Regions from separate parts of the Homo sapiens genome. Here region 1 is linked to region 2. Evidence: read pairs that join two places in POLR2A ChIA-PET (ENCODE). Cell type or tissue: OCI-LY7. All regions are shown on one strand.

What was found. ChIA-PET counts read pairs that join two places held together with the same protein. Peaks named below come from ENCODE experiments on the same cell type or tissue, not always from the same donor. Only the 100,000 strongest peaks of a DNase experiment are listed, where the experiment ranks them.
Region 1: POLR2A ChIA-PET joins it to region 2 with 7 read pairs; 3 of 35 experiments call an interaction of 5 or more read pairs at or near these places.

Annotation. Positions count from the first base shown.
Region 1 is chr15:85,522,635-85,527,634 of GRCh38, forward strand. All of the region lies in intron 3 of AKAP13 (A-kinase anchoring protein 13), which reads left to right. Among named protein-coding and RNA genes, the nearest start is that of AKAP13, 140 kb to the left of the region's middle. In OCI-LY7, no CTCF peak of the experiment used is centred here; no DNase peak of the experiment used is centred here; H3K27ac peaks cover 944 bases.
Region 2 is chr15:85,465,888-85,470,887 of GRCh38, forward strand. All of the region lies in intron 1 of AKAP13 (A-kinase anchoring protein 13), which reads left to right. Among named protein-coding and RNA genes, the nearest start is that of AKAP13, 88 kb to the left of the region's middle. In OCI-LY7, no CTCF peak of the experiment used is centred here; no DNase peak of the experiment used is centred here; H3K4me3 peaks cover 382 bases; H3K27ac peaks cover 1,328 bases.

The sequences.
Region 1 (5,000 bases), 57 kb after region 2:
CATTTCTTCCCTTGACTTTGATTCTAGTACCACTTTATATATGTCTATGTAAGTACCCTTGCCCTGCCTACCCAAGCCAAGCAGAATGGGTATTAGACTCTGCTCCTTTCCTCTAATTTGGTCCGAATCCTCAGAAATCATTCCTGACCCCTTTGCTTTGGCCCTGTAGTCCTACCTAGTACCTGGCTTTTCTTCTGTTTTCTGCTAATCATCTCTCCTCTTAGCCACATTTCAGTATTTTTCCATCATGCTTATGAGGTCAGATACCAGCCACCCCCCCCACCCCCACCCACACCCCCTCCCCCCGTCGCCCCCATCCCATTGGCCTGAATGTTCTGCTTCCCACCTGAATTTAGTCAGGCAGCTGATATGAGGTGCCTCATCACAGCAGAGGTAACAGAAGGATTAGAGTCCTTGAAAGACCTTTTTTTACTTCTGGAAGGCCAAATGCAGAGTAAGGCAACACTTTAACGTGTGAGCCTTTGATATGTGTGCAAGGGTACCAGTGAGATCCTTAGTTGGTATAGTAGAAACTCTGTTAACTAAGCAAAGGAGATTCCTGACCGGACCCTATTGCTCTGCTTATCACATATGAGATTTTTCTGATTACTTGTCTTTTTCAGCTACTGTCATTTGGCTTAGTTTGGTAATTTATTGTGGAGGGGTAGAGATAGAGGCATTTTGGGGGTTAACTTGTTTTGCATTTCTTGTTTATAACATGGGGTAAATTCTTTAGCCTGGACCTAAACTTCTTTAAATCTGCCTTTGTGGACTTAGACTTGTGTGTTCCCTTCCTTCAGGCCCTTACTCAGTATCACCTCCTCAGTGAGGCCTTTCGGTCCAGCTCATAAAAATACACAGCTGCCTCCTCTCCACATTCCCTATCCCCCTTTCCTGCTTTATGTTTCTCCATTGCACTTTTCAACTTCTCACATATATTTTACTTATTTATCTTATTTATTTTCTATCTGCCCCAACTAAAGTGTCAGCTTTATGAGGACAAGGATCTTTGTTTGGTTTCTTCACTGGTATCTGCTAAGAAGGCTGTTCTAGGAAACTGTCACTTGATAGAACAACATTTCACACATCCAGCTTCCCAGAAGCTGCTCTTCTAGAAAGATGTGTATGTATGTGAATACACCCACACTCGCACTCACACGTAACCCCCCTCCCCGCCCCCCTTTTTTTGTTTTTTAATAAATTCAAAAGAGTCTCTGGCTTCTTGAGTTGCATTTTTAGCTTGGAGAAGGAATACGATGATTTTTGTGTACCAGTTAGCTGCATTGATAGCCTCAGATTTCCTGTTTGCTGAGGGCAGTGTTAGATTAGTCAAGAATCTGCATGGAAAGTCCAGTCTTCGTGGAAAGTCCATGCAGTGCACTGTGCATCCCAGTTCCTGGATAAATGTGCATGGTCTGTTTGTTGCAGCAGCTACTGCCTGCAGGGATGTCTCTGCACTCTTTGTGCTTACGTGTGGGACTAGCTCTGCAATTTCTAGTCATTTTGGCTAAGAGAAGAAAAAGAGCTTTGTGTCTTGTTCTTGTCCCCCACCCCCCACCCCAAGAAGGAGTCTTGCTCTGTTGCCCAGGCTGGAATGCAATGGCACGATCTTGGCTCACTGCAACCTCCATCTCCTGGGTTCAAGCAGTTCTCCTGCCTCAGCCTCCTGAGCAGCTGGGATTACAGGCGTACCACCACACTTGGCTAAATTTTGTATTTTTAGTAGAGATGGGGTTTCACCATGTTGGCCAGGCTGGTCTTGAACTCCTGACCTCGTGATCTGCCCACCTCGGCCTCCCAAAGTGCTGGGATTACAGACGTGAGCCACCGTGCCCAGCCTCTTCTTGCTTTTATTATTATTTTTTTATTTTTCATGTTTCATCCAGATTGCTGGCTCTGATTTTTCTTTGAGTTCTCTGTATGTTTCACTGTGTGTTTTGTAACATTTTAGTTTTTCCTAAAACCAAAGGATTGATTAACCTTCAAAAGGCAGCACTTTTTGATGTTAGTCTGTAACCTTTTATCAAATCAATATTTCCCTAAATAGAGTTGACACACAGACATTCTAAATTATCTCCTAATAAATTGTTTTGACTTCGGATATTGAAATTGCAGGCCCATCTCCCCACCCATCTCAGTTTTCTCTCTTTTTTTTGCGTGTTTTGTAATAAGTCCTACAATGAAGTGTGTGTGTGTCTGTCTGTCTGTCCCTCCCTCCTGCCCCCTCTTTCCCCATTCCCCTGTGTGTGTGTGTGTGTGTGTGTGTGTCTGTGTGTAATTACAAAGAAGTTGTAAAGGCCTTTTAAAGTAGTTATGATGTGATTTCCCCTCCTTTTTAAAAATAAAGTATTTTAAGCGTAAGTAGTAACATCTTAGAGGGCAGGTACGTGGAGACTTTGACTTTCTATTTTATCTATCTTTAAATTTTTTTTTTTTTTTTTTGAGATGGAGTCTCGCTCTGTGGTCCAGGCTGGAGTGCAGTGGCGCGATCTCGGCTCACTGCAAGCTCCGCCTCTTGGGTTCACGCCATCCTCCTGCCTCAGCCTCCGAGTAGCTGGGACTACAGGTGCCCACCACCACACCTGGCTAATTTTTTTGTATTTTTAGTAGAGACAGGGTTTCACCGTGTTAGCCAGGATGGTCTCGATCTCCTGACCTCGTGATCCACCTGCCTTGGCCTCCCAAAGTGCTGGGATTACAGTTGTGAGCCACCGTGCCCAGCCTGAATTGTTTAAATGTTTACAGTGAGCATGTTATTTTTATGATACATAGTAATTTTTGATGAAAACATTCTGAAGGCTGAAAAGAATGTCCTGTCTTTTGAAAATAAATCCATCTTTGTGCTGATTAACACTGGAGGCTAACCAAAGCGTTATAATAAAATATTACATTTAAAACACCTATGAAAGTGGCTAGTTCAAGAATATAATTTGCCTTGAAACATAGCTTGAGATGGAAGTATACTTCTAGTAATGAAAGATCTTGCCTTAGTAATAAATGAAAGTAAAATATTCCATTATTGTCCCTTCATAGAAAACAAATACAACCCTAAATGACATTTTAATTAACTAGTGATTTTCCTCTAAAGCTGAGATTTGTTTTTTTAAGACCTATGTAGGATTGGCAAATAGTGTACAAAATCTGGACATCCTTTGAAGATAATTGTTGGGGTGGGATGGGGGCATAGAGTACTGTTTTATTGTGTTCATTTTTATTAATGAAACTGTGAATTTAGACCAAGCAGTGATTTCATAGTGGAAGATGGAACAGGATGTTTAGTGGGTTTTGTATACTATTTTTGTAAAAGGCTTTGGTGCAGAATCTTTCATAAAATGAAATCTATTTTCAGCATGTCTGTTATTTATTTTTAGAATTCACAGCAAGAGTTCTTGTTTGAAGAACTACAAACCTTTATTGACTCCAAATTTGACTCAGCTCTGTTATATTTTCCTTTTCTTTTTCACTGATAAGGGAGGGTACTTTATAAAGTAGATTTGTCATTAAAAAAGAATAATACATTTACCTGATCAGAAGTTCTTTTGGGTTTAAAGAAAAAAATTGCAGCCCAGATTGCAACAAATGGTCTGAGTTATAATATGTTATGTCTTTCTTTTTCTTTCTCTCTTTTTTTTTGTTTTGTTTTGAGACAGAGTCTCACTCTTTTGTCCAGGCTGAAGTGCAGTGGCACAATCACAGATCATTGCAGGCTTGACTTCCCAGGCTGAAGTTATTCTTATACCTCAGCCTCCCAAGTAGCACTCACCATCGTAAGTGGCACGTGTGTGTGTCCATCATAAGTGGCTGGCACGTGTGTGTGTGTGTAGATGGTGTCTCCCTGTGTTGCCCAAGCTGGTCTCAAACTTCTGGTCTAAGTGATCCTTCTGCCTCCACCTAGCAAAGTGTTGGGATTACAGGCGTGACCCACCATACCTGGCCTCTTTCATTTCTCGTCAACCAAGAATTACTTTCTAGCAGCAGGTGTCCAGTATTACCAAATGGAATAGCATATTTGAAAAGAAGTTGTAGACTTTTAATTTAATGGGCTTCATTAGAGAATTCTGACACCCCCCATCCCCCAGCCTGGCCCTGCCCCTGGCAACGCCTGTCAAGGTAATCAGTTATTTTTATTGGACTTTTTCTAACAGTCTCCCTATTCTGAAATACTCTCAAGCTATCTCTAGACAGATGAGATTTTATATTCTAGAAAACTTAAATTACTGTCCTAATGCTAGTTAGTACATATAGTGGTTATACTGGAAAAACAGAGTGAGAACTAGTTGAAGAGGAAAAAAATCTGTTGTCTACTGTCCTTAGTTGTAATTTTTTTTTTTTTTTTTTGAGAGGGTGTCTCGCTCTGTCGCCCAGGCTGGAGTGCAGTGGCGCGATCTCTGCTCACTGCAAGCTCCGCCTCCTGGGTTCAGGCCATTCTCCTGCCTCAGCCTCCCGAGTTCCCGAGTAGCTGGGACTACAGGCGCCCGCCACCACGCCCGGCTAAGTTTTTGTGTTTTTTAGTAGAGACGGGGTTTCACCGTGTTAGCCAGGATGGTCTTGATCTCCTGACCTCGTGATCCGCCCGCCTTGGCCTCCCACAGTGCTGGGATTACAAGCGTGAGCCACCGCACCCGGCCCTGTTGTAATGTTAGGAGGAAATTATATATTTCATAACTTTGGAACCATGAACACAGCACTGGAATCCTAGGGCATACAATATTAAGGGAGTGATATCCTCCCAAGGGGGTGAAAATTGCCTTTTGGGACCAAAAAAAACTTACAGTGATATATAAAACACAGTTACACAAATTTGTGGTATATCTGTGGTATTAAAGTTTCATGAAGTGAGGAGTGAGTAGAGAATAATGTCTGAAAAGGCTCTTTGGGATATGATAATGGAAGAAAAGGCTGAGAAACACTGCCTTAGAGGTGTGGGCTGGAATATAGCGGAGCACATTTTTAGCATTAAATCTCTCCTTCCTCCTCTAAAATGCTCATGGTGAAATTCC
Region 2 (5,000 bases):
AAATGGTATTTCTAGTTCTAGATCCCTGAGGAATCGCCACACTGACTTCCACAATGGTTGAACTAGTTTACAGTCCCACCAACAGTGTAAAAGTGTTCCTATTTCTCCACATCCTCTCCAGCACCTGTTGTTTCCTGACTTTTTAATGGTTGCCTTTCTAACTGGTGTGAGATGGTATCTCATTGTGGTTCTGATTTGCATTTCTCTGATGGCCAGTGATGGTGAGCATTTTTTCATGTGTTTTTTGGCTGCAAAAATGTCTTCTTTTGAGAAGTGTCTGTTCATGTCCTTTGCCCACTTTTTGATGGGGTTGTTTGTTTTTTTCTTGTAAATTTGTTTGAGTTCATTGTAGATTCTGGATATTAGCCCTTTGTCAGATGACTAGGTTGTGAAAATTTTCTCCCATTTTGTAGGTTGCCTGTTCACTCTGATGGTAGTTTCTTTTGCTGTACAGAAGCTCTTTAGTTTAATTAGATCCCATTTGTCAATTTTGGCTTTTGTTGCCATTGCTTTTGGTGTTTTGGACATGAAGTCCTTGCCCATGCCTATGTCCTGAATGGTAATGCCTAGGTTTTCTTCTAGGGTTTTTATGGTTTTAGGTCTAACATGTAAGTCTTTAATCCATCTTGAATTAATTTTCGTATAAGGTGTAAGGAAGGGATCCAGTTTCAGCTTTCTACATATGGCTAGCCAGTTTTCCCAGCACCATTTATTAAATAGGGAAGGATCTTAGTCATTTTTGAATCCTTTGGCAGATTCAGTTTTGTATCCCTCTTCCCATTTGTACTGTCTAGCACTGCATCTTATTCATCATAATGGGCACACAGTACTTTTTATTGGTGACAGTGATGACTTGAATAAAACCTTTGAAACACCAGAATAAGCTTTTAAATTTTTGCTCAGTTGTTAAGCTTTGGAATCTTGGAATTAAGAGAAACTTAAAGATCCTTTGATCTTTTTCCTGGTTAATCTTCTTTAATTTTTGTCCACTGCTATTTTTACAACATGATTTTTATTTTGTTTACCATCCCTTCACTTTGTTCCCAACCTTTTAAAAATTTTATCTGTGTCTGTCTTGGTGGGTTCCCAGCATGGACCATTATATCCTAGGTTTGTTAAGTAAATAGTAATTTGGAATCACTCATTACCTTCTCTGCATTGGATACTACATCTATTATTGTATTAACTACACACACACACACACACACACACACGTATGTAACTCAATCATCCGTGTATTAGTGCACACCAACAATCTTGGCACCCATTTTATACTGTTGATTATTCATTTGTGAACACTATAGTATATTTTACAAGTGCTTCTGTGCTTTTCTACCTTTATTTGATGTAGTTGATTCTAAATATAGACCTTGCATATATGTATATTCAGTACTTGGTACATGGTAGGTACTCAATAAATGTTTGAGTGATTGTGATTTTGAACTTGCCTACTTTGCGAGCCCTCCTTCCCACCTTTCCGCTTCACAGCATCCTCATATTACCTTGTGATCTGTTCCTACTGGGCCACCATTAATTGTTCCTTTAAAGAGCCATGAGTTATTTGTGTCTCTGTGAACATACACACAGTTTTATCCATCTAGAATGACTTCTCTGTCATCCCTAATGTATTGTCAGGCTTTTTTCATTCTTTCAACTTCTGAGATTGAGATCAGATTACCTCTCTGCAGCCTTCCTGACCATCCTTTCTTTCCTAGGTAGAATTGGCCACTCCCTTGTGTCTTCCTTGTTTTCATATCTGTTTCTCTTGGAACATATCTACTTTGAAGGAAAAGACTGTATTTTTACTGTTCTATCTGCAGTACCGAACACAATATGCCTAGTAATAACTGCTTACTGAATTTTGGCGAATGAGTGAATAACTAAAATAATAATGGGACATTTCAGGGGTTGATATTTCGGCCTGCAATCTTTTCGGCTCTGTTATCCAACCTGTTGCCCATTAGATCCAGCAAGTTTGGTCAGGGTGTGCTCTCTGTCCTCATCCAGCTTACTGACTCAAGTGTTGACGGAGGCAGAGTTGAGGAGGACATTTTTGATGCCTGATTTCTGATATGTTCAAGTACTCAAATTTGCACATTTTAATTTCTTTGTATTTTTGTCTCAATAATGTGAAAGAACAACAAAACTTCAAAATGTTGTGTGAGTAGGTGGTTCTTAAACTCTTTCTTGGGTGAATGAATATTATAAGACTATGTTGGAAAAGCATTCTTATATTTCTCAGGGTAAAGGAACTTTTGAGGTATTCTATGAAGACTTATTAAGGCTGCAAGAAGCTGAAATTGGGAAGCCTGTCTGTTTTTCTAGTCTGGCCCTCAATTTGCATTACATCTTTGAAATAGCCTGAGTATACTGTCTTATGGTTGATGCCCCTTTTAGACGGTCAGAGTCTTAGCCCTTCTAGAGGTATATTGAGATTGGAAAATCACACTGTGTTATGACTTTTCGTGGTTTTAGTAGTTGTCCTCTAAGTTTGGACTATTTAAAATCTCTAGTAGCAGATGAGAGGTAATAACTCTTTGGAAACAGACTGAGATAAAATTAAGTTTTGGTAAAATCAGTCGTGATTTGTAGCTTGGAAGAATAGGCATATTAGCATTTTAACAATATAGCTTTGATGCTTTAAAGAACACCAGGCTACTAAAGAGATGTCTTGGTTCTCTCAGATGAGTTCTGTTGTATCACTTTCAGATATTTTGTTCTTTATCCAAGCAAAGCACAACAAGTAGTTTCTAATATGAACTGGATTTGTAGAATTTTGTATGAAGTCTGACTTAAAATATAATTAAATTAACATTTGGGGAATGAGTTTAGTCTTTACTAATTTTTTTAGGTCAGAGAGCATAACTTCTGTGAAGCTGCCCCCATTTCACCCTTCATGCTTCACAAATACTTGTAGAATATTTTCATTGCCTTGCAATTAGGAGTTTACATACAGGTCTCTCCTAACAGATTGAGAGCTCCTTGAGGGCTGTGACTACCAGTTGATCTGGCCCTTATTAGGTGTGTAAATTTTTTTTTTTTTTTAATCAGACTTTTGCTCTTGTCACCCAGGCTGGAGTGCAATGGCGTGATCTCAGCTCACTGCAGCCTCTGCCTCCTGGGTTCAAGCAATTCTCCTGCCTCGGCCTCCCCAGTAGCTTGGACTACAGGCGTGCACCACCACGCCCAGCTAATTTTTGTATTATTAGTAGAGATGGAATTTCACCATGTCAGCCAGGCTGGTCTTGAACTCCTGACCTCAGGTGATCCACCCGCCTTGGCCTCCCAAAGTGCTGGGATTACAGGCGTGAGCCACCGCACCAGGCCAGGTGTGTAAATGTTTAAGAGGATAAATGAGAGATGTCATGTGCGGATATATGTCCTATTGCAACCAGAAAGTGCCTCTATTAATAAGGAACTGCATATAATAGTGCCTTCTAGAATAGATAGACCTGAGGTTAGGGCTGTAGTTGCTATGTACAGTGGATATTACTATTGGGTGTTCCTGTCAGCAGGATTACCTCTTTCCAGGTAGTTCCAGATTGTGACAAATGGATTAATCTGGTAAAGACAGGTGCTGTTTTAGGTATAAAGTTTAGCATTGATCCCTAAGTTTACTTCTGGAATAGCTGCTCATCTGGAGTCATCATTTGCAGGCCATTTCTGGTGGACCCACCAGCTGCAAGATACAGATTTATTATTTGACCTGTTTTCCTCCAGTGCAAGGATACTGTGACTGTTAAGCAGCATGCATTAAATAACTAACTCATCTGTTAATAAGTGTGCACATAGACTTTGGCCAGAACACATTAGACCCCTGAACAGAGAATCTTAAAATACTAATGCATTTATTTTAGGTGGCAAAGAACTAGATTAGTCAACTAAAAGCACATGAAAACTGTCAACTCCAGTTTTACAATCTACATGCCATGTCGATACAGAACTTGTGATAATGTGAATGGCATTTTTAGCAGAGAATTGTAGTATTTAAAGACAAAAGTTCATGAGTGTTCTGAAATAATGGTACTTTTTCTCAACCTCTCGCTACATGGGAAAGGCAGCCTTCAATAATCTCTCTTCCAAGTAACATATAGGGCAGTACTAAAGAAAACTGAATCAGCTGGTTGTGATGGCTCACGCCGGTAATCCCAGCACTTTGGGAGGCCAAAGTGGGTGGATCACCTGAGGTCAGGAGTTCGAGACCAGCCTGGCCAACACGGTGAAACCCTGTCTCTACAAAAAATACAAAAAATTAGCCGGGCATTGTGGTGGGCACCTGTAATCCCAGCTACTCGGGAGGCTGAGGCACAAGAATCACTTGAACCCAGAAGGCGGAGGTTGTAGTGAGCCGAGACCTCGCCATTGCACTCCAGCCTGGGTGACAAGAGCGAAACTCTGTCTCAAAAAACCAAACCAAACCAAACCAAAACAAAACAGAATCTGCATTCCCAAGAGTCCATAGTAGAGGAGGAAGAACTGCCAGTGCCTTTTTAAAACGCCAGTTTATAAGAGTTGTGCCTGATTCTGTTTCGATGCTAATAAAGGTAATTCACTTTCAACTCAGACATACTGCTTTATAAAACAAACATGTTTAAAACAGTAGCATTAAAACATTATAGTTTGTTTTATAGAGGAATAATCTGACACCTAGAGAGATTACGTGGTTTGTACAAGGTTCTTTCAAATTCTTAACTAGTTTAGAGGCTCACGATCGGTCTTTTTAAAGTAGCTTTTCCCTTTCCAAAATAGCTTTTCTTATCCCTCCTTGCCTTTCATTTTGTAACTTTATAATAAAGTCAGTATGCCCTAATCACTTTCTTTTGTTTGAAGTAGCCAGCATGCATCTGACAGACATGCAGTTAGACAAAGGCTCAGTGCTTTAAGCATTGACAGTGAAGAGAGTTCAGTGATTTTATGTTACTTTGGAGATGTGGGGAGAAACAGAGATGCAGTATCTCAGGAACATTCAATTTTATGCTTTCTCTGAGCTATAACATCAT